Regions from separate parts of the Mus musculus genome. Here all the other regions are linked to region 1. The links are chromatin loops, found by intact Hi-C in ENCODE. Cell type or tissue: gastrocnemius. All regions are shown on one strand.

What was found. Hi-C counts contacts between places; a loop is a spot of excess contacts. Peaks named below come from ENCODE experiments on the same cell type or tissue, not always from the same donor. Only the 100,000 strongest peaks of a DNase experiment are listed, where the experiment ranks them.
Region 2: a loop joins it to region 1, with 3 times the contacts of the local background. A loop is called at or near these places in 11 of 42 quality-filtered maps.
Region 3: it touches region 1 in a loop (10-fold over the local background); 16 of 42 quality-filtered maps call a loop at or near these places.
Region 4: a loop joins it to region 1, with 2.4 times the contacts of the local background. A loop is called at or near these places in 9 of 42 quality-filtered maps.
Region 5: it touches region 1 in a loop (4-fold over the local background); 14 of 42 quality-filtered maps call a loop at or near these places.
Region 6: a loop joins it to region 1, with 4 times the contacts of the local background. A loop is called at or near these places in 11 of 42 quality-filtered maps.

The regions. Positions count from the first base shown.
Region 1 is chr17:32,207,702-32,211,701 of GRCm38, forward strand. It overlaps Brd4 (bromodomain containing 4), which reads right to left. Exons shown (of 20, transcript NM_020508.4): 12 at 3,466-3,576. Among named protein-coding and RNA genes, the nearest start is that of Ephx3, 20 kb to the left of the region's middle. In gastrocnemius, a CTCF peak has its summit at 2,278 (motif pointing left); a DNase peak (open chromatin) is centred at 2,233; H3K4me3 peaks cover 250 bases; H3K27ac peaks cover 2,853 bases.
Region 2 is chr17:32,031,921-32,035,920 of GRCm38, forward strand. It overlaps Hsf2bp (heat shock transcription factor 2 binding protein), which reads right to left and starts at 2,588. Exons shown (of 8, transcript NM_028902.1): 1 at 2,525-2,588; 2 at 1,341-1,491. The coding sequence starts at 2,572. In gastrocnemius, no CTCF peak of the experiment used is centred here; a DNase peak (open chromatin) is centred at 2,457; H3K4me3 peaks cover 255 bases; H3K27ac peaks cover 233 bases.
Region 3 is chr17:32,141,045-32,145,044 of GRCm38, forward strand. It overlaps Notch3 (notch 3), which reads right to left. Exons shown (of 33, transcript NM_008716.3): 21 at 3,658-3,790; 22 at 3,323-3,580; 23 at 3,124-3,242; 24 at 2,200-2,765; 25 at 173-505. Gm41568 (a long non-coding RNA gene) reads left to right here. Exons shown (of 2, transcript XR_876749.3): 2 at 1-1,891. Among named protein-coding and RNA genes, the nearest start is that of Gm41568, 3.3 kb to the left of the region's middle. In gastrocnemius, a CTCF peak has its summit at 2,305 (motif pointing right); a DNase peak (open chromatin) is centred at 2,328; H3K4me3 peaks cover 783 bases; H3K27ac peaks cover 400 bases.
Region 4 is chr17:31,684,131-31,688,130 of GRCm38, forward strand. No RefSeq gene overlaps it. Among named protein-coding and RNA genes, the nearest start is that of Cryaa, 8.2 kb to the left of the region's middle. In gastrocnemius, a CTCF peak has its summit at 1,539 (motif pointing right); DNase peaks (open chromatin) are centred at 1,554, 1,921 and 2,326; H3K4me3 peaks cover 326 bases; H3K27ac peaks cover 1,505 bases.
Region 5 is chr17:32,071,155-32,075,154 of GRCm38, forward strand. No RefSeq gene overlaps it. Among named protein-coding and RNA genes, the nearest start is that of Rrp1b, 37 kb to the left of the region's middle. In gastrocnemius, a CTCF peak has its summit at 2,364 (motif pointing left); a DNase peak (open chromatin) is centred at 2,366.
Region 6 is chr17:32,025,993-32,029,992 of GRCm38, forward strand. The region is part of intron 2 of Hsf2bp (heat shock transcription factor 2 binding protein); the gene reads right to left. Among named protein-coding and RNA genes, the nearest start is that of Hsf2bp, 6.5 kb to the right of the region's middle. In gastrocnemius, a CTCF peak has its summit at 1,852 (motif pointing right); a DNase peak (open chromatin) is centred at 1,947.

The DNA of each region.
Region 1 (4,000 bases):
TCCCTAGTCCCAGAACATGCCTGGGAAAACCCCGCCCACTCAGCCACATTCCACAAAGCTGGCCCTCACTCTGGGGAAGCCCAATCAATCCCTTCAAACTCCTGAGCTTCTGGAGGTGCCACCTGGCTCAGTACATTTCCTACTCTCAAGAGGCCTTAACCCTTTCTGAAGTAACTGTCACATTCTGATAGCAGGATCACTATACCCCTGAAGGGAAGTCTCAAAGATCCTGGGGCCAGGGAGCTGAAGCTGGCTCCCTGATCAGAGTCTCTAGAGTGTGTCTCATTGCCCCTGTCTGCACTTCCCAGCTCCAGCCTTTCCAAAACACCACGCATTCCTCTTTACCCTGGAGCTATTAAGGAACACCCACATGTTCCAATCCTGGGAAAAGGAAGTAAGACTAAAATAGCTGGACCGTGCTCTTGCATGAACAGACTGCGCTTCCAGAGCTTTCTCACTGTATGGCTCCAATCCCACTCTAGGCCAGGCAGCTGAGGTACACTATAGGGGTGACTCCAGAGTGGATGCACATAATTAGCTATGTAGCTACCTATACTCACAAAGACCTGTGGAAAATATATGAGGAGAACCAGATATTAGCAATATAATGAAAGAACTTTACCCCATATGAAGGATGATCTGATTCTATACTGGTGACTGAGAGAGTTCTGGGAAAGGAGAGCCACAGTGTCTTACACCCTGACTTTCCCCGCCCAAGTTTGAAGACTTCCTAAAGTTGAAGGGAGTTACACCTGGGCCTTATTCTGTTTATTCTAACATGGAACCAGTAAGCAGTTCCAGACTCAAGCTAGAGTCAAAGCTCAATGAAAAACAGAACAGCCCAACTACAAATAACTGGGTTCAAGACAAATGTCACGAAGGGCCACTGGTGCAGTTGCTACACATGGAGGATCACACAGTGGCTGGAATCCAGCCAGTAAAGCATCCCACCCACTCATCGTCAGTGTGGTCTAACCCTATGCATTCTTGTATACCTTCTAGCCCCTACTGAATGCTTCTCTTCAGTTGCTTTAGATGGTCTGTATCACCGGGGCCATGGTAGTACAATTGACCCTTAGTACAAATAACAAAAATAGGTTCCATGAGAAATTTTAGCTTTAATTCAAGTAGAAAAATAAGAACATGAAAAACATAAACTAGACCCAAAGACCAAAGTGAAACAACTTCCGTGTCTACACCATCTCTACCTTGGCCTCCTGACATGGTAGTACTACTTGTTACAGAGGCTAGCTAAGGTGGCTGGGCTTCCTGGACCCAGGAGATCAGCTACTAGAGTATTCACCCACCTCTGCACTCCAAATATCACAAACAGCAGTACCTGTGTGGTATGAGGAGACAGAAGATGTTTTGCTAGTATATGCATGTGTCCATGGATGACCATGTCTTTTTGTGTCTTATGTGGGGTTCTAAAACAAAATCTCATGTTAACAGCTTCACAAGACAGCACTCTGTACATAGTAGGAAATAAAAACTAGTGGTCTGAACGAAGACAAGTGGAGGCCAGCCAAAAATGGGAAGGATATCATCTGGAATGAAGGAGAGGCTCAGCCCAGGAGCCAAAATGGTCAGGGTCCATAGCCAAGGCCTAAAAGTCTGCGATCAGCAGCTCCATGACTTTAAATCCCACCCTCCTTCCCGCCAGGACAGCCGTTCCCAGGGCTCTCGGGTTACTTGTTGCACAAGCTTTCTACTTAAGTGAGGAGGCGGGTTAGGGGAAAAAAGTCTTCTTTCTGTAACAGTAGCAAAAAGCTGCTGGAAATGCCATCATGACAGCCATCAAGGAAAGACAGATGGAGGGCACTCATGTGGGACCATAGGAGGACTACCACTCAAAGAAGAGGGATATGGGGGCAGTGGCTCAAAAATACTTGTGTGTGGGGTCAGGGTCCTCTAAGATCCTAAAGGTAAGCCAAGATGTTTAGCATCAGGTTAGGGTCAGTCTCTGGGATTGTCATTTGAACACTTGGATTCTTAGAAAAGAAGGCTGCAAAATCTTAGGAGGGACAATCTAGAAAATACCCCCCCACACACACCTCCCCAAAAAAGAAAGAGAGAAAACAGAGGAAAGGCAAATGTAAAGCTTGACTGGCAATAAAAGTGAAAAGTCAGTGGCCACCAAGAATGCTAATGGAGCCCTAAGAATACATCTATTCACCCCATTCACCCTGCTCAAGGCGGTGGCCCCCGTTCAAGGAATGGCTCAGGGCCAGCCCTGACCAGCAGGCCTAGGATGCAGCTCCCCCTGCTGGTTCATGGGAATGTGAGGCAAGGTACTTTAGAATGAACAGGGAAAATAATAAATAGGGGAGGTTGTGAGACCATCTAATTTCCACATGCTGCGGAACAAATGCAGAACAAACCATTTAGTGGATTACATTTTCTTTGTAAATACATTCCTCATCAAATACAAGGCAGAACAGAGAACTGTCCAGGGAAGGCCCAAGCCTACTCCATGGCCCACAAAAATGTTTCCTCCCTCTAACTCCCAGTTTCTGTGTACAGTCTGAGACAACAAAGCTCATCCTTGCTGTTTTAAGGGAGCCTTGACTTTCCTTGACATGATCCACAAGTCAAAGATCCATGGAAGACTGCCAGGAGCCTTTTCCTCCACAGGCCCACTATAGACCTCACACATTGAGACCCCAGGGCTAGCTCATAGGTGGACTTTATCTTCTCAGCAAATGGAACCTGACCTGCCCAGGGGTAATACCACTCATGTGAACCATGTATCAGGCAACCTAAGTACACCATGCCTTCTTCCCTATCTTTCCCTTGAGGTCAATGTGAGCACCTGCTCCTCTGAGAACAATAAAGAAAAGTACACTTCTGGTAAAGCAATCTGTTCCCATCATTACCACCTGCCCTCACCTCCAGAGCTCTGTAACTGGTGCTCAGAATAAAGGAACTGAACACCATTATATAGGCCCACAGAGAACAGGTATAAGTAGAAGAGCAGGACATACATGTAGTTAAAACAGATCAGGGAACAGACAACACAAAACAGCAGTAAACACATTGTGGAAAGGAAAAAAAATGGCATTTTCCATAGTGTAAGCTCAGGCTACAGACAACAGAGCTCAAAACAGACTGATCATGCAGGCTGTCAGATATAGGTGGCTTGGCTCTACTTTGCTAAAATGTAGTTCCATGACAACTACAAGGCCAGAATACTAGAAGGGGACTGGGGATATTGCAACCCAAGGTTGATGGGACCCCAACACCTGCAGTCCTCAAGGTCTACCCACTACCCAGATGGAGAGAATAGAGTGCTGCTACACTGGGCATCTTGCCACTCTGCAGGGAGAAGTTAACATGACGAATGGGTGGACAGAAGAGCCCAGGCAGTTCTCAGTGGCCATCAACTCTGGGCTGGACAAAGGACTGAGATAGTACCGGGGATGAGTGGGGTAGTTTGATAAGATGTTTAAACAGGAATCAGCTAACCTGTTTCAGAGTCTTCACTGTCAGAGGAGCTGGATTCGCTGGTGCTCTCCGACTCAGAGGATGAGAATCCCTTCATCTTGGAAGAACCAGCAATCACGTCAACTTTTTCAGCTGTAACCCAATAACAGACAGAGCTGCATCAGAGAGGATACCAACCCAGGCAGCTGCTGCTCGCCACAGTGTATTCCCACCTACCAACCCAGACAGCTGCTGCTCGCCACAGTGTATTCCCAACTACCAACCCAGACAGCTGCTGCTCGCCACAGTGTATTCCCACCTACCAACCCAGACAGCTGCTGCTCGCCACAGTGTATTCCCAACTACCAACCCAGACAGCTGCTGCTCGCCACAGTGTATTCCCAACTACCAACCCAGGCAGCTGCTGCTTGCCACAGTGTATTCCCAACTACCAACCCAGGCAATTGCTGCCACAGTGTATTCCCAACTACCAACCCAGGCAGCTGCTGCTCGCCACAGTGTATTCCCAACTACCAACCCAGGCAGCTGCTGCTCGCCACAGTGTATTCCCAACTAC
Region 2 (4,000 bases), 180 kb before region 1:
GGGGCACTTGTTGTGGAAGAATGCAACCCAGCCCCTGGACTAACAAGTGGGGCAGAGGGCAGGCTGGCGGCCCTCCCACCTACTCCCTCTCTCTTTGCTCAGAGAGGCCTTCTTTGGTCAGCCCTGCCAACTCCAGTCTGTAGGGGGTTGCTCTCCCAGAGCACAGTACAAGACAGAAGTTAATAGAAATTAATGAGAAGACTCCTGAAAGAATGGGGCAGGGTTCCCTGTAACCATAATCGTTCATCCTTTATTTTTGTTTGTTTGCTTATTTTTCGAGACAGGGTTACTCTGTGTAGCCCTGGCTGTCCTGGAAATCACTCTGTAGACCAGGCTGGGCTCGAACTCAGAAATCCGCCTGCCTCTGCCTCCCAAGTGCTGGGATTAAAGGCATGCGCCACCACGCCCAGCCATCCTTTATTTTTTATTCCTAGGTTCACATGCATTGGCATTTTGCCTGCATGCATGTCTGTGTGAGGATAATGGATCCCCTGGAATTGGAGTTCCAGACAGTTGTGAACTTCACAAACTTCTAACTGCTTCTTCACCCTTCTAACTGAATAGGGCTGGCTAACTGGCCAAGTCCATATGCACAAACTAGAAACCCATATTCTGATCCCTTCTAGCTTGCTATTTAGGCAATCTAGCCCCCAACCCCCACCCTACCCCCTACACCACCCCTACCCCACAGCCTGCTTCCAAGTAGATCACCATACTGCTTGTTTCTTGAATCTCAGGCTAGGCTTGAACTCAGTATGTAGGTGTGAATGATCCTCAACTCCTGATCCTTATACCTCCACCACTTAAGTACTGGATTACAGGCATGCACCATCAAGTCTGGCTCAGATACCTATATTTTTGAGTCAAGATACTTTCTTGGTGGGGGAGGGGAGAGGGGTAGAAGACAACACTTTCAGGATGACATGACACACACACTGGTATGGGGGAGGGGCTGCAATCAGGATATAAAGTGGATAAATAAATAAATAAATAAATGGGGGAAAAAAAGATACTTCCTTATTTGGACTTACAGCTCTAACCATTACTTGGGTTTTTAAGGTGTACACTATAAAGCCACACTATGAGAGCTGGCAGTCAGATGTAACTTGAAAAATTAGCCTTACCCACCAAAAGCTGATGTCATTGCAATCCAGTCCCAATTGGTAAAGTGCTGACAAAAGCTCCAAATACCTCCCAAAAAATTTAACAGGGTTCCAGACTCATATCTGGTATGTTGCTCAAATGTCAAACATCTGGATAGACAAGTCCTAGCAATCCTGAACTTCGCTCAACTCCCCTGCCCACCCAAAGACAAGTGGCATGCATGAGGTAAGACTCACTTTTTTCTACCATCTTTAATTTCTGGAAACTTTCCAGTAACTCCCCATTTAGTATTCTGGGTAAGAAGTCCCGTATTTGCATCACTTCCGTCGTCAGCCGTTCCAGGTCCTTCTTTCTGACTTTAACAAATTCTTCTTTAGATTCCATGTTCTAAAAGAACAAGTAGATCTTAGCATTGTAGTATTTCTCTTCAGATGACTAGAACTAGCATCCCAAATCGACTTGCTCCCTTTTCTTTCATGCCTCTTACATTCATAATTGCCTCACAAATGTGTTTTTCTTTCATGCCTCTTACATTCATAATTGCCTCACAAATGTGTTTACATACGTACCTGTGTGTGTGTGTGTGTGTGTGTGTGTGTGTGTTAAGGTTTTTATTTGGTTTTTGAGAGGGTCTCACTGCGTAGCTTTGGTTGTTCTGGAACTATGTAGACTAAGCAGTGTGTAGGCCTCTGCCTCCATAGTGCTGGGTTACAGTCTCTTCCACCACTCTTGGCACCTAATGTCCCTCCTGTTACACATATATGGATATAGATGTGTGTGTACACATGGGCTTTATATACAGAGGGCCATGATGACGGGGACAAGGGTGATGATTCACACCCACAGTCCTAGCTTCTCAAGAGACTGAGGGTGAAATATGGCTTTGCCCAAGCGTTGGAGGCCAGCCTGAGCAACATGTCAAGACTGATTCAGTAAGAACAAATATGGTGGAGGAGGGAATGGAAATACGTAAGGGGAAAAACCGAACTCATATTCCTAAAAGCCAAAAGAAAATGCCTGCAAGTTAATGCGCCCCAGGCTGAACCGCTCGGGTGGGATCCCTGCGGCCGCATTTGGCTTTTGCTGACCCCTAACATTCACACCATCATACAATGGCATCCTACCGGAAGTAGGCATTAACCAGGCCCTCTCATGAAGGGGCATCAGGGGCAGAACCCAGATAAGTGAGTTCTCAGCTCCGGCTCCCCGGAGCCTCAAGGCCTAAGGCCTGGGCTACCACTTTTTAACCTGAGGCATCCGCAGATGATTTGGAACTGTGCCTCTTGTCTCCGGCCCTGGCCCACCCTCGCGCAGCTCCTGGCCAGGTCCCCTCAGGGCTACAGGGACATCTCCTCAGGCACTGGATCCGCCCTGAGGGGAGTAATCAGCAGCAGCTCCCATATGTAGGGCACCCACTGACCCGGCAGGCCTCCTCAGTACCGGACCCGTCGCCCACGGTTGCGGCCATAGCCGCTGCCTCAGCTTCGTGCGCCTGCGCAGAGCTCGCTAACACGCACACACAAAAACGCGGGAATCTTAAGATGCCCCACGATACGGAAAGCCACAAGGTTCAAATCTCGACGATTTGCTCTTCACTCTCGCTTTCTGGGTCCAGGGATGAGATGGACCTGGATTCTACTGTAGCTTTCCTACTTCAGTTGCGTTTCAGACTTGTTACCTGCAAAGTGAGGCCTGAGAGTCAAGCAGAATCCGTCCTTCCCTGTTTAGAGAGAAGATGCTACAACCAAACCTATACACTGTGAGAAACCGCGCAGGGAAAACCTCATCGTCCCTTGGCCCCAAGTGCTTCTGTGCCAGCACTTGGGTGGCGGAAGCTGGAGTTCAAGACAAACTTGCTACATAGCATGGGAAAATCTAGGCTGGGCTACATGGGGGTAAAAAAAAAAAAATCAAAATTAAATCACCAAAGCTTGGAAGAATATACTAATCTAATAATTCTCATGTTTGATAACGTAGAGTTTTAGATGTCCCTAAAGTTTGCACAATTGTTAAAAGCCTTCTTTTATGTTGGTTTAGTATGTTCCCGCTTGTGCTGGTTTATGTCAACTTGACACGAGCTAAAGTCATGGGAGGAGGGAACCTCAGTAAAGAAAATGTCTCTATAAAATCAGATTGTAGCAGGCCTGTAAGGCATTGTCTTAGTGACTGATGGGGAGGACCCCACCTATTATGGGCGGGGCCATCCCTGGACTGGTGGTCCTGGGTTCGGATTTCTGAGTTCGAGGTCAGCCTGGCCTACAAAGTGAGTTCCAGGACAGCCAGGGTTATACAGAGAAACCCTGTCTCGAAAAAAAAAACAAACAAACAAAAACAAAACAGGCTGAGCAAACTGCAAAGAGCACGGCGGTAAGGAGCACCCTCCATGGCCTCTGCATCAGCTCCTGCCTCCAGGGTCCTGTCCTGGGTGAGGTCTGGTCCTGGCTTCCTTCCATGGCGAACAGTAATATGGAATGTGAGTCAAAACAAACAAACAACGACAACAACAACAAAAAAACATTTGCTCCCCAGCTTGCATTTTTGGTCCTGGTGTTTGAAAATCTCACTACCCACTGCTTAGAACTGTGTGTTTTGAATGCAGGACTTACAGAGTCAAGTTAGATCCTCAAAATTTCCCTCTACAATAGACATCCCTGCATCTCACCCAGACGTCGTGTGTGTGGATTTGCTGATTCCCCATTCAACAAGCCTGCACCTGTCTCAAGATGCGGCGGAAGGCTTGCTGTCTTGCCACTACACACCCCTAGATCTATCCTAGGACCCTGCAAAAAAGGATTGCTCACTACACCACACCTCTGTAAGTGCCCCTGATGCTGCAGGGATGGGTTGTTCTCGCTCCTCTACAAATCTCACACCTGCCCTAAAAAGCTGCAAGGGT
Region 3 (4,000 bases), 67 kb before region 1:
ACAGAGGATGAACCCCCCCCCCCCCCATAGCAAAGATGTCAACCCGACAGACACGGAAAAACCTGTGGAAGACGCCTTGCCAAGAGAGCTCTCAACTAAGAAGCGTGAAACAGACGGTCTGGACCACGGGTGCCCTAACCGCTGTACCCAGCCCTGAGCCACAGTCACTCACCCGATCACCTCAGGACCCAGCTCACGACGGACCCGGGATTCAGAGCCAGGGCTTGGCCGGTGATAGGGGAAGACCATGGCCTGGCCACGTGCGTCCAAGCGGAAGCGCAGTGAGGTGCGCAGAATAGCGCTGAGTCGCTGCAGAAAGTCGGCACTGGAGCGCAGCAACTCTTCAGGAGGCAGAAGAACTGTGAGGACCAGAACCCCTCGGGCCAAAAGGGCCGGGACCTCGCTGGCACAGTCCAGCCCATCCCAGCCGCATTCCTCAGTGTTGCAGCCCTGGTCACAACGGCCATCTGCAAAGTGGTCGGCGCAGTACTTCTCATAAACAGGGCTGGGGACAGAGAACACAAACTCAGAGATTCTTCGGGTCACCTAAATGCACACACAGAGAATAGCAGTAGTGGACAGTGCTGGTATGGGGTTGGGGATGGTGGTGGTGGGAAATGTTCTTGCATATGCTTTCTGCAAATGCAGTCGTTGGCTGCATAAGCACAAGTTCTGTGTTCCTAATTTGAAATAATTGGGACTAAAACTATTTCAGAGTTCAAATTATAGTTTTAGAATATTTACACATATGCTTAAATATTATATATGCAAATAAATGCAATGAGATATCTTTCTATAAATATTTTAAGATAAGATCTCATGTATCTCAAGCTGGCCTCAAACTCCCTATGTTAGTCAGACAGGCTGGCATATACCTTTAATTCCAGTACTCCAGAGGCAGAGACAAGGATATCTCTGTGTGTTCAGGGCCAGCCTGATTTACACAGCCAATTCCAGCCAGGAATTGTGAGGCCCTATTTTTATTTTTATTATTTATTTATTTATTTATTTTATTTATTTATTTTGGTTTTTCGAGACAGGGTTTCTCTGTGTAGCTCTGGCTGTCCTGGAACTCACTTTGTAGACCAGGCTGGCTTTGAACTCAGATATCCACTTGCTTCTGCCTCCCAAGTGCTGGAATTAAAGGCATGCGCCACCACACCTGGCTGAAGCCTTATTTTTAACAAAGAAAACAAAACTATGTTGCTGAGGGTGATCTTGAACTTATTATCCTCCTGATCCACCTGCTGAGAGCCAAGATTACAAGCACACAGCACCTCTCACAGTTTAGGTGGTGCTGGGGACCCAAGCCTGGCTCTGTGGATGTTAGGCAAGCATTCCATCAAGTGAGCTACATCCCCAGCCCTCTATACATAATTTATATAAGGCACCTCTGGGATGAGGCCCAAGTCTAAAGACAAAAATACACATACCCAAAAGTAACTATATATTTTTAGTGTGCCTGCCTTTGGTGGTTGTTTTATTTCCATGCTGGGCGGGGATTGAACCAAGGGCCACATGCCATCTAGGAAGGTGCTCTGCCACTACAGACCAACCTGTGTCTGAATTTTGACTGTAACTTATCATTGGGGCAAAGGATGGAATTTTCCACTGTGGCATCATGCCCATGCCCCACATGGCTCAGGGATTCAGGTTTGGGATTTGGGATGCTCAACCAGTATCACTATTGTATGCTCTTGAATGAGCACCTGCTGTGGGCTCCTGTTTTGCTTTGTTTGTTTGTTTGTTTGTTTTTGTTTTGAGACAGGGTATCACTGTGTGGCCTTGGCTGGCCTAGAACTCACTATGTAGATCATGCTGGCCTTGAATCCCTACAGAGACCTGCTGTCTATGCCTCTGAAATGCTGGCATTAAAATGTGTGAGCAACTAGACCCAGTTTAATTTTTAAAATTTTAAGAAAGACAAATGAACAAGTCCTAAGTGTGGACAGATGGGATGTGTAACTGCAGGCAGACAGAAGCAAATGGGCAAGATATATAGGTAAAAATATAAATAGGCAGAGATGAGGCACATGGGTGGAAACAGGCGGATGAAACCACCAGTGCCCTGGTGGTAGCAGCTGGAAGGGACAGCCCATCAGACGAGCCAAAAACAGACTGACAGACAAACTGGGACAGATGTGGCTCACTGACAGTGCAACATATAGATAGACAGAAGGACAGAGTCAGGGGGCTCACTTGCAGGTGCGGTCGCGGCCACCAGAGTAGCAGTCAAAGTTGTCATAGAGGCAGGCTGGAGAGCTGCAGGCCGGGTCACACCGGCTGTTGTTGAAGAGACGCCAGCACTGCAGTGCCTCACACTGCCTCCAGGGGTCGTCCACGTTCAGTGAGCAGTCACCGCCATCCCAGCCACAGCCTGGGGTGTTGCACTCACGATCGCAGTTCTGGTCCCCTCGCTTGGCCTGGCAAGCCGCTCGCGGGCACCGTGGCTCCTCGGGGACCTCAGGGGCTGCGGAAGGGGTCTCACAACGCGGGCCGCCCCAGCCCGGAGCGCACACACAGCGGAAGAAAGGGACACTCTGTACAGGTAGGCATGAGCCCCCATGCAGACAAGGGGCAGAGGCGCAGCTGGCGTTAGTAGCTCCTGAGGGTGACGCCCTAGAAACCCGGCAGGAGGGCCCGGACAGCCCCGGAGGACAAGCGCAGCGTGGTCCACGGGCTGTCTGCTGGCATGGGATACCCACTGGGCACTGCAGCTCTCGGCAAGAGCGTGCCACCCGCTCACAACGCAGACCCCAGAATGGCTAATGGTGAAGTGAGGAGACAGAAAGAGAAAAAATTGGTAGTGAGAAGAAACAGGAGAGTGGAAAAGAGAGAAAAGAATGGAGGTCAAGACTTGAGAAATGCTGACACCCCACCCCCACCCCTCCAATTCCAGCAACCTTTCCTCTACTGACCTCATTTTGAAGATAAGCCATACCTCCCCAGGAGGCAACAAAGCCAAGTCACAATTTCACTAAGTTACACTCCAAACCATAATTTCATAATTTCATAATTTCAGAACCTCCTTTCCTTCTACTTTTCCCGTATAGACCTATGCTTCCCTAAAGCCACAGGCCTTTTCTTTCCCCAAGGGTTCCAACCCCTACCAATCACACCTACCGGGACACAGTGACAGGTGAAGGTCAGCCCACCTCCACGGCCTAGGCTGTGACGGCACTGGCCTCCATGCTGACATGGCTGGGACTCACAGGGGGACAGAGCAATCTGACAGCGAGGCCCTGAACAAACAGATGCAGGAGGATCAACTACAGAAGCAGAACCACATCAGGTTTCTGGCCAGGCTCTCTGCCATTCTTACCTGTGAAGCCAGGATGGCAGACGCAGCGGAAATGCCCACCTGGATCTTGTAGGCAGTCCCGAGTATGCGCTGCATGGCAGGCACCCGGGCGACACTCATTGATGTCTGCCTCACAGTGCAGACCTGTGTATCCTGGGGGACAGTTACAGCGGAAGCCACCCACCAGGTCCACACAGGTGCCATTGTGTAGGCACTGAACGCCTGAGTCCAAGGATGGGCCTAGGTCACAGTCGTCCTCATTGATCTCACAGAGAACTCCTAGGGTATAGGAGCATGGTCAGTGGAGGCTAGAAACTCATCCTCTTATCCTGCCCCCAACCCTGGCCTTAACATACCCAGTGTGCCAGGGGGACAGGAACAGAGATAGCGGGCCACAAGATCGATACAGGAGCCTCCGTTCTGGCAGGGCTGGGAAGCACACTCATCTATATTATCCTCACAACTGTCACCAGCATAGCCAGCTGGACACTGTATTGAGGCAAGAAAGGAATTCACTCAGCCCCGAGGGACACAGACGTGCCTCGGCATACCTGTGAGCACACAGAATCTCACCACAAAAGGACACACATAGACATCCAACACAAAGCCAGTGTAGGGGGCAGACTTACCCAGTACAAGGAAACACACTGTGCCCACACTTGTTATCTGTGTGTGTGCATGAACTTGAACCAAACCTAG
Region 4 (4,000 bases), 520 kb before region 1:
TGGGGGCTTTTGTCTTTGCTGGTCCCACAGGCTGTGGAAAGAACTCCTCAACCGTCAGGCTGGAGAGCCTGGTGTACAGGGCAGGGCATGCCAGCTAGGATGATGCCCTAACAGGTACTGGTGATGCTGAAGGAGAGGCTGGAGGACAGCGTCCAATTTGATACATGAATAGGCACCCCAGTTAGCCATTTGTCCCAGGTTCGAGACCTAACAACCTGATGACGTCATTGCCATCACCACTGTCACTAAGAGCATCATGACATCATCGCCGCTGCCACCCTCACCGTTCTAGTTCTCTCTCTGTCGCTATAGTAAAACTCTCTCACTAAAAGCAACTTACGGGGAGGAAGGGTTTATTTGATTTACACTTCCAGGCTTCATCCTTCACTGAGGAGGGTCAGGGTAGGAAATCCCGCAGGGACTTGATGCAGAAACCATGGCGGATGATGTTTGCTGACTTGCTCCAACGCTCACGTTTAACTATCTTTCTTTCTATTTTTTTTTTTTAGAAAAAAAAAACATTATTTATTTTATGCATATGCATACACTGTTGATGTCTTCAGACACACCAGAAGAGGACACCGGCTCCCATTACAGATGGTTGTGAGCCACCATGTGGTTGCTGGGAATTGAACTCAGGACCTCTGGAAAAGCAGTCAGTGCTCTTAACCACTGAGCTGTCTTTCCAGCCCCAGTTAGCTTTCTTATACAGCCCAGGACTACCTGCCTGAGGAATTGTGTTGTCCATAGTGGGCTGGTCCATGATACATCAATTAAACAACTAAGACCATCTCCCACAGACATGTCCACAGGACAATCTGATAAAGACTCAACTGAGAATCTTCCCTTCTGCCCCCCCCCCCTTTCCCTGCCTCCAATAATCTCAGATTCTGCTAAGCTGATAAGTAACGCTAACTGGGATGATCACCTGCATGATAATGTCATCACTGGCCCAGAACGCTGGCCGCACTGGCAACTGGCAGGCTTCATGCAACCTACCCAGAAGCCTGTGGCTTGGTGAGAAAAATCCTGGCTTAGAAATGGAGTCACTTGCCTTGTGTTGCCTGCTGGTGAAAGTTGGGTGAAACCCACCTCTTCCTTTAAATCATTGGTTCTCAATATATGGGTGGTGACCCCTTTGGGGGTTGAAAAACCCTTTCACAGGGGTCACATATCAGATGGCCTGCATATGAGATATCTACATTACAATTCATAACAGTAACAAAATTACAGTTATGAGGTAGCAACCAAAATAATTTTATGGTTGGGGGCGGTCACCACAACTTAAGGAACTGTATGAAGGGGGTGTGGCGTTAGGAATGTTGAGGATCACTGCCTTAAAGCCAGCACTTTGGATCTCCAGGTAGAAGGTTATTATAGAGTCACAGGAAATCAGCAGAACGGGGTCTCTGAGGAAGGCGGTAGATGCTGCTCCTGTTCTGTGGGGGATTTTCTTTGTGGCAGCAGGCTGATTTATCAGTCTCTCTGCAGGAGAGTCCCGCGTTAGTTTAACATGGTGTGACACAGTCTGACCACCAGGTGGCAGAAGAGGCATTGCCTCAAAGAGGAGACCTTGCCAGGCACCGACTCAAGAACACCAGCCTTAAGGGTCACCTTCACTAGGAGACAGGGAGCAGCCGCAATAAACATCAGGGGCCTGGTTCTGGGGGCCGTTGCCTGTGTGACAAGGAATTGCAGGAGATGCCACTGGCCCCAGGAGTTTGGGCCAGCAGAGCGCCTAAGCAGGGGACACACAAAGGGCCAGTTCCTTCATAATGAAGAATCTGGAACATAATGGAACAATCATTTGAAGGGGAGGTCGCCTAACAAGGCCAGCATCGTGCTGGCCTGCTTTCTCTGCTGCGGTTCCAGCGCACACTGACACGAGCTGTGAGCCGGCTGGACCCCAGGGGCTAGGGCTTCTTCCTGAGAAAGAGACAGCCAGAACTGCCTCCTTCCGGCCACGCTGCAGAGACCCATGTGGGGGCTGGGAGGCTGGGAGAGAAGGGGCTACCAGGCAGCCTCAGCTAACACATGTGTTGAGATCATAGGTTCTGTCTTCCTGGCTCGGCTTGCTGACAGTCTCAGCTTAGAAGGAAAGGCATGAAGGAAGAGTTGGAGGCTACCCAGGATACCAGCCTTCTCTGCAGGGTAGAACTCCCCACCTCTAACCTCTATCTCCTGCCCTCTCCATCTCTCACTTCAGGAAGTTTGAGAGGGGAGCCCCAGGCTGCAGCTGTTAGGAGGTCCTTTAGCCTCTGTTCCTCCCTCCCACGGCAGGGGGATGGGGGCTGCTGTTGTTAGCTTAGAGGCTGGGAGCCCCAAGGACATGGGATTTCTTCCAAGATTCCTGGCTGAGGACTGAGTTAACCGAGAGGCAGGCAGAGCACAAGCCTGTGCTTGCAGGCTGTCATGAGAACACGACAGAAAGGAAAACATGCAGGTACGCAGGTGTCGTGTCACAGGCATGCATGAATGCACACATGGACACACATGTGCAAACACACACACTATGAACACACACCATATATACCTCATGTGTGCGCACACACACAGACACCCACACATACCACAAACAGCCTGCGCACACATATGCCGTAAACACACCACACACACATATACCACAAAACACACCACACACAAACACCTACACACAATATATATACCACAAACATACCATACACAAATCACAAACTCACACTACACACATGTACATACACATATACACAAACACATGCCACATACATACCACAAACATACCACAAATACATACACACACACATACACACACACACACACACACACACACACACACACATATATATATATATATATATACCACAAACACACCTTCTTCTTCTTCTTTTGTTTTTTTGTTTTGTCTTTTGAGACAAGAGTTTCTCTGTGTAGCCCTGGCTGTCCTGGAATTCACTGTGTAGATCAGGCTGGCCTTGAACTCAGAAATCTACCTGCCTCTGCCTCCCAAGTGCTGGGGTTAAAGGTGTGCGCCACCACTGCCCAGCACCCTTGAACTTCTATCTCTGTCACAATGGTTCTTCCCATAAGCCCCTGCTCCCAGTTCTTCTCGAGATCAACTGACTCAGGATATCATGACTCCGTCTTTTTTTATTGGTTTTTTTTTTAAGATTTATTTATTTATTTATTTATTTAATGAGTACACTGTTATCATCTTCAGACACACCAGAAGAGGGCATTGGATTCCATTTCAGATGGTTGTGAGCCACCATGTGGTTGCTGGGAATTGAACTTAGGACCTCCAGAAGAGCAGTCAGTGCTCTTAAGTGCTGAGCCAATCTCTCCAGCCTCATGGTTCTATCTTTAACTCAGTCATTTCCGTGAACACCCCATATAAGGTTACACATTTGAGTCTGGACGTTAGAAGTAAGTCATATCTTTCTGAGAATAGGAGACCACCCACAAGTCCCTGATGTCCCCAAGTTTGTCTTTGTTTCACATACACTGTTGTGCCTGCCCTCTCCAGGAAGCCCCTGATATCTGAGGACAGATATCAACACACTTTAATGATGAAGAAACCTATAAAAGTATAGGATGGAGAGCCACAAGCCTGAGTCCAGCCTCTAGCCGGCTGAACCAGGAGCACACACAGTGACCCATGAAGTCAAGGCTAAGTTCACTTACTCTTTTAAAAACTTACTATCATTGTATTATTCTTCGAGTGGTTTTGCCTGCACCACACATGTGCCAGGGTCTGGGAAGACGCTGGAAGACGGTGTTGGGTCCTCTGGAACTGGAGTTACTGTTTGCAAGCCTCTGTGTGAGTGCTGGAAATCAAACCCGGGACCTCTGGAAGAGCAGTGAGTGCTCTTAACCACTCTCTGTCCCCAGTCCCTTTCTTCTTTTGAGAAAATTTCAAGATTTGTTCAGTAAATTGAAACAAATGGCCCGTGATGCCCTTAAAAATCAACAAACCACGAAAAGAAGCCCAGCCTGTTTCCCGCCCTCAGTATCCTTTGCCGAG
Region 5 (4,000 bases), 140 kb before region 1:
TGGCTGGTCTTCAGATCCTTGCAGGGAGCAGCCAGGCAGGTTCTTTGTCTCCAAGTGTCCACACTCTGTGAATCATCCCAGAAGCCCTAAAGCACCAGACAGTCCCCCAAGACTGAGAAGACTAAGAGAGTGAAGAGTGAGCTGCAGACCACCACAGTTGTGACCAAGCACCTCCTTTCCTTGCCACGCTTTCTGGGCAGTAACCACAAGGAGCACGCTGGGGAGAAAGGACCACACTAGCACAACTGCAATGAAAATATTTATTTGTGGATAGTCATAAAAGACAACAGACTAGCACAAAACAGACACAGCTACACAGTGCTGACAGGTGCTCATGTCCACAAACATGCTGACAGGGAACAGTACACAGGACTGGGGGACTTGGGCAGGAGACCTCCTGAGCCCAGAGCACACCCCTCCTGCACAGCAGGGACTGAGGGGCTAACTGTGCTTTGCTCTGAAGGCCACAGAGGGGTGGTCTCTGGGAAGGACTAGCAGGGTCGGGCCAGCCCCACAGGTGCAGCCCATCCTCCAATTGGTTGACATTTACAACACATGGGTGAAATTCTGACAGGCTCTGTGTCAGGAATGGACAGCTATGAAGCTAAGAGCATTTGAGATGTTGCCCATGTCTCATCCTTCAAGAGCTTTGTTCATGAAGAATTCACCTCCATTCACAAAACACTGTCATCACACACACTCCTCCCCCATCAGTCAGAAAATGGTCTCAGGTGTTTTGTGGGACTCACTGAGGCCTGAGCTTTGAGGGAACCTTGCTTCGGCCTTCCTGCTCTGTGGGATATGAGGGAGAAGGGTGTGCTAAGCTCATGTCCTCTACTGTGTTCTGTCACCCCCAGGACACACCCTCCTCATGTCAGGCATGAACTGAGTCCTCTGTGACAGTGTAGCTCAGAGGCTTCCAGAGCCCCAACCCAGGTCACCTACACCTGCTGCATGGGGCAAGGCAGGCTGTGAGGTGCAGACATGGCTTTACCTACCCAACATCTCACGGGGCCTGCTGGCTCTATAGGACGGGCAGTGAGGTGTGGCCAAGGTTATACCCAAGGCCTTCTGGGAACTTCCAAGCATGGAAGTCTGAGTGGCAGGTTCTCTCCTGTTTCCACCCACCTGTAGCGTCAGGGGAGAGGCAGCTCTAGCTGGCTATTCAAGAGCTGACCAGGGCAGGATGGGGTTCCCTGCCCTAGGGAGACCTTTTGCACCTGGAATGTGGATCCTGTTGCACCAAGACCAGAACCTGCCTGACGGTGAACCAGGGGAAGAAATGAGATGCTGGCCCGGGGGAGCTCAGCCACAGTCAGGGACGGTAATCCAAGGGAGACGGAGACTTCTGCTCTGAGGACATCCTCTGCCTGGCTCAATAGTGTGGAATCTTAAAATTGGGTTTATGGGCTGGCGAGATGGCTCAGTGGATAAGAGCACTGACTGCTCTTCCGAAGGTCCTGAGTTCAAATCCCAGCAACCACATGGTGGTTCACAACCACCCATAATGAGATCTGACACCCTTTTCTGGTGCATCTGAAGACAGCTACAGTGTATTGATGTATAATAATAAATAAATCTTTTTTAAAAATTGGGTTTATTCCACTAGGAATTAAACAAGAAAAAAAAAAAGGAAAAGAAGAAGGAAGGGAGGGAGGGAGGGAGGGAGGGAGAGAGGGAGGGAGGGAGGAAGGGAGGAAGGAAGGAAAGAAAATTCCAGGAGTAATTGGGGGGGGGCAATGTGTGAGTGAAGGTGTCTTACTCCATAGCTATCCTGCTGCCTCAGCCTCTAGGGTACTAGATTGTAGGTATCACCATGCCAGGCAAAAAATTTCTATTGGCATAAAAAGATTAAATACTGTTAAATTTAAAATTGCACATTAAATTCTGGTTTTAAGCAAATTAAACCCACTAGGGTGCAGTGAAGGGCGAATATGGCATAGAAAACATTATTTTATGTTAATCTCTCCATAGAAAGTGTCTGCAACAAGAATAAACCAGCAAGGAGACACAACAGTGCAAAACACACCGATATTTACAAACTGTCAGTTCTGGCCATGCTGACCACGCAATGGCTTTCTGGGAGGTCAGGCTGACCTGGGGACACACTGACTCCCACTTACTGTCAGGTGTTGCACAACACCAAGTCTGAGGCCTGACAGAAAGATGTACACGCACACACACCAAAACAAAAAAAAACCCAAAAAACAAACAAACAAACAAACAAACAAACAAACAAACAAAAAACCCAAAAACATCAAATCTCCCAGCAGGATGGCAGGATGGCTGTTTAATCAGTTGGTACCAGCATCTGCCTGGGCCTCTGACACTGCTCCACAGGCTCCACCGTGCCCCCTGCTGGTGGATGCTGAGACTGCAACTGGACTGGCACCTGCCAGCCATCTGCAGCTGTCACAGAAAGTGTGGACAGGCACAGGCATGTCCAGCTACACCTCCACCCCAAGGCGTGTCTCCATCATTGGGGGGTGGGGGGGAGTGACATTCATTCAGACCTGGGGACCAGGTTCAAGCCTTCCCTGGCTCACCACTTTCCCTAGAGACTGCAGCTCTAGTGTAACCTCACACTGAACCTGACCTCCCAGAACTGCCCCTTAGAGGGACATCCATTCTTAGCATCCACTGGTGGGACCCGTGGTTAGCATCCATCTGTCACATGGACAGACATGGCTTTCTGCAGGTAGCTAGCTACGTGGATGTCTGGAAGAGAAGCACCCCAGATGGCAGCAATAAAAGGGGGCACTGGGCTGCGGCACCCTCCTGAAGGCACACCACCAAAGCCTGGGTCCATGCCTGTCCACTCAAACCCCAGTGCCCTCTCTGGTCCAGGTGGATACACTGCCCCGGAAAGGTTCACGGAGGGCCCAGTGCAAGCAGGTGGGCCCAGCCTGTGGTCACTGGGCATGTATGAACTACCTAAGTATGGCTTGATACCCCAAGTTAATGAGTCCCCCAAAGGGCTGCAAGGAAGCGAAGAACTTGGAGACAAAATACATTCACTTCTTCTTCCCTTCACTTTACAGTGTAAGGACTGAAGTAGCTGGAGCCGGGAACTCTGTCTAGGAGCTGCCCAGGAGCACAGCAAAGGCCTCAGCACTGCTCTGGCCAACCTGGCTCCTTCCAGGGACCCTACCTTCCTCAACAAGGACAGGAGACAGCCTGACCTCTAACAGCCTGTGCTGGTCTCTTATCTCAGGTGGTGCTGCTGACATCATACTGGGAGCACAGCCTGTGGGGCGCACAGTCCCCTCCTTTCAAATCCCCACTTCAGCACAGAGGAGCCTAGAATGCTCCCACTGAAACAGCAAGTGGCTTTAAAAAAAAAAAAAGGCTCTCACCGTTAAGGAAAAGGACCGTGTCATTTGTCATTTTTACATTCGTGGACATACTGCAGAAGTGAGACAGAGGCCCAGGATTATCACACAGGAGCAGGCATGACTTAAGAAGAGTCATATGTGGGAATTCCTTCCTAGCATCCGGGAGGTGGAAGGAGACGCTTTGAGGCAGGATCAAAGTCCTACTGGGCTACCCTGGGCTAATGCAGCTTCCTTACTAAGCTCTGGAAAGTGAAAGCAAAAGCCAATTCTGACTTGGCTACTAGGGGGCCGGACCCAGTGCTTGCTGGCTGGCAGGGCTGCAGACAGTTCTTTGGAAAGCCTGACCTCGGCCAGCACCTCTGCCCATGCTCAAAGCACTAATCATTTCTTCTTAGTCACGTGCTCTGGGCCTTATCCCCTGGCTTCCAAGGCAACCTCCAATTTCTCCTTAGACTGTGGCTTCTGTGAAGAAGCAAGGCAAATCTCAAGAACTGAAGTTCATTAAAGTGGGTGTGGGTGCTGACTGAGGTCAAGGGATGTTGTGAACAGACAGCCCCACTCACAGTCATGACTGGGGATCCCCAAACTCTGGGAAGTAGAGCCAAAACAAAAAAAACAAAAAAAACAACAAAAAAAAAACTCACCCTTGAGCAGTAGGCAATGGG
Region 6 (4,000 bases), 180 kb before region 1:
TGGTAGTGCATGTCTTTAATCCCAGCATTTAGGAGGCAGAAGGCAGATCTCTATAAGAGTTCCAGGCCAACCTGATCTACATAGCATCTCTAAAATGGTCATAAAAACAATACATAAAAAAATATATTGCCTTTGCAAATGTTTTCAATCTACAAACATAAATAATATAGACAACGCAATGACTGATACACAGAACGGAAACATCTTACACAAACTCTGTATGAAAACAGGTTATCTGTCACCCAGCCTAGCTGCTTCCACTGCTTTTGCACTCAGAACAGGAGAATCTCTAGCAACACAACTGCATAGAGGCTGGCACATTAGACAGACTAGGGATAGAGGGAAGCCATGTACGTCGCAGACTATTTCAACAGCAATACTTTATACAGCTCAGGCTTTGTTTGGGGGTTTAGATCACAGAGTCTCACTGTATTTTCCAGAATCCAGCTGCCCCAGCCTCCTCCGGGCTGGGATTATAGGTGTGAGCCACACATAGCCCGATAGGTTTGAGTTTGAATTGTTTTGGTGGTATTGGTAGCTGGTTTTTTTTTTTTTGTTGGTTTTTTTTTGGTTTTTGGTTTTTTTTTTTGTTTTTGTTTTTGAACACAGATCAAAAACGTTCAGATCACACTGGGATCTGGTTTCTCTTCCCCTGTTACCTGGCACGTCTATAACACGTCATCAGTTGTTTTTCATTAATGTGAAATACTTTTTACCACAACAGCTGTCTGAAAACACAAACACTTTTAAATAACCACTAGCTTTTTCCTCCCCAGTACTCCGGAAGCTTCAGAGAAAGGAGTGCAATACTGACAAGCTCCATCTCACTCTGAGCTGAGATTTGGGTGGCACAATCCCTGCCAAGCACATGGAATGCAGTCCCATGGGCTGCGGACTTTCAAACCCTAGTCCGGGTGCTATCAGGGCCAAACTCACTGTGAGAGCTTGACAGGTAGACTTGTTCCTTGCCTCTTTCTGCCCAACATTCCCTGGATTAAGTAGCACTTTGGCAGACCCTACCTCCACCTTCACATGGCCTGTTCTTCACTATCTTCCCTTTCTGGCCTCCCTATATCTTCACACAGACCTCACTGTGACCCTGGTTAAAACTCTCCTGACAAAATGGACTAGAGCCCAACAGGCCTCACTGTTCCCCTGTGACATTCTGAGGACCTGGGGACTATACTTGAAGCTATCTTTTCAGGGAAATGCTTGACAGATACTTCTGCAACTTGCCAGGGTTTCATCAGACTGTCAGCCCTTTGTCAGGCGTTCCCACTCACATGGTTTTCCACAGCAAACAGACACCTCCACAATGATTCTGCATCCTACACGTTTCCCAGGAATAAGCCGTTGCAGTAGCTCAAGGGCTCCAGAACTAAAGACCCAGCTCCGGACCACTGTTCCAGAGGAGCTGTTAAGTATCTCAGGTGCACAGACTAACCCAGTGATCCACAGAAGAAGGCCAACTACATTTACCTGTTGAACACTGCTTTAGTCTAGCCAATTCATTTCCACAGTAAGTGGACTGTACACTGGACAACCTGCACTTTCCAAATTGCGGAACTGAAATCCATTGGCCAAATGCTATACCAAATGCTGTCCCCTCTCTCTTGAATAAACTACTTCTCGGATGCCTTTTAACTGCCCCCCTAAGTCTACTCCTTCATAAAGCTGTCTAGGATTCCCCCAGCCAACCCCCTTAAGATTCTGATGGCCTTTTATGGTTGAGAGACATCTGTGACATTGCCTCCCCTTATACTGTCTTTGTTTTTCTTTTCTTTCTCCCTATTCCCCAAGATTACAATCACGTGGTGTACTCGTAGATTCTTTCAAGTAACCAGTAGAGGGCCCTCATGGACTGAGATCCTCAAAGCTCACAAGCTGTTCTAGTAGTATCTAAAAATCCCAACCATCCTGTCCCATTTGAAGGCACAAGACTCTTGGATGTCAGGACAATCTGGATTTGGCACTTCACCCCACCCTCCACAGGGCTACCTGGCTGAGTAGACAGGCATGCCCTTACTTATCATCCCACGCACATCCCTTCCTAAACTAAATGTCCAGTTGAAGAGGACAGCCTTCCCTGATCGAGGAAGACCATTCCTCAGCCAAGGACATATACATAGCTGTGCCCCCTGCTAGAACTGCCAAACAAGCTCCTTAACCTCTGAAGGCTCTGCTCCTGAAGCTGACCAAGACTCAGCTAACCCTTTACCATCCTCACTGTAATAATAGAAAATTATACAAGAACTCAGGCACGGACTCTGTCCTATTAGCTGAATGGTCTTAGATGATAACTGAAAGTCCCACAGTGCTTTCACTCTGTCTCAGTCTCAACTGAGACCTCAACACAATCAACAACAGTGCAGAACTCCTCTACCAGTCTGTTCTTCCAGTGCTCCATGCTGAAGAGTACTGATAATGTTTTCACAGGAGTACTTTCCAACTTGGTAAACCTCAAGTCAAGGCTATCCTAAGCTCACTGTGTGATAGTGTCTGAGTCACAACGGAAGCTGCTAGGCTGTGAATCTGCCAGGATGCTCTCTCCAGTACACCAGGAGCTCAAGGAGCTTCCCAGCTGGAAAACACTTCCCCCAAGATTCCTACAAAACACAACGAAATGCTGGTCAGCATGTAGGACACAGATGTCCTGCCCTTCCGTATCCCCATCATGCCTGATCCTGACCTACAAGGCTGTGCCTTCCTTTCATTACCAGAACCTATCTTGTTTTCTCATGACCCCACCCATCCAGTCAGAGTCCAGTGGAGCCTAAGACTCACCCTGAGGCTCACCAACCCTTCTAAGTCATCTGATGTTCAGATTCAAGCCATCCCCCAAAACACGCCACTTCATCAGTATTTTAGTATCCGTCCATTTAGAGGTTCCAAAGCCTCTGACCTCAGCCAAACCCCTCCCACCCTCCACGGACATCCCACCTTCCCTGTCCTGCCTCTGCTATCTGAGAGTCCTTCACAAGCAGGAAAACCTTCTGATGGATCCAAACAACAATCCTTACTCTATTTGTGACTGTCACACATCTTTCCTTTTCCTTCTTAAATGGTGTTTTGTGGGCGATACGGAGTAGCTCTTTTGGGGAACCTGGGGTTCAATTCCCAGTCACAACAGTAACTCCAGTAACAGAGGATTCAACACCCTCTTCTAACTTCCTCAGGTATGGCACACAACGAGGCACACACAGGCATGCATTCAAGCTACACACTCAGACATATAAAATCATATTTTACAAAATAGAAAGTGTGCCTTTGTCTCAGTGTTGGTTCTTTAAAGATGCTTAGACAAGACACTGCTTACCTACCCAGCTTCTCACAGGCAGGTCTCATGCTAGCTCAGAATCAAGTTTAGTATGCTATCTGATACCTATCTTATACGCTTAGGCACTTGGGAGATCTCTGTGAGTGAAAGGCCAGCCTGATCTACATAGAGAATTCCAGGACAGCGGGGCTACCAAGTGAGATCCTGTCACAAAAAAAAGAAAGAGAATTCACAAGCAAAAGCTAGATAAACGGTGCTGTAGAAGGCCATCTCTTCAACCTTGCCTTGGCCAGAAAAGTGGGGGTCGTCAGGGTAAGCCTAAGTTGAAAGTTTACCGTGACCTCACAGGAAGAAATGAGGTATGCCTAATGCCTAATATAGAGCTCATGTCTGGGTAGTCAGAGCTACTCTGGGCAAGGCTTACCTGTCAGAAAAGCTTTGCCATCACAGTAAGGTCTAGTTACGTCTTGGCCTAGCACCAGTTTGCTACAGGATTTTATCCTACGAATAAGGAGCAGCTATTGAAGTGGCTTAATTCCAGTAGTAGAATGATAGAATCAGACAAAAGTGACCAGGCTGGGGGCTAGTGAGATGGCTCAGTGGTTAAGAGCACTGACTGCTCTTCCAAAGATCCTGAGTTCAAATCTCAGCATTCACATGGTGGCTCACAACCATCTGTAATAAGATCTGATGCCCTCTTCTGGGGTGTCTGAAAACAGCTAC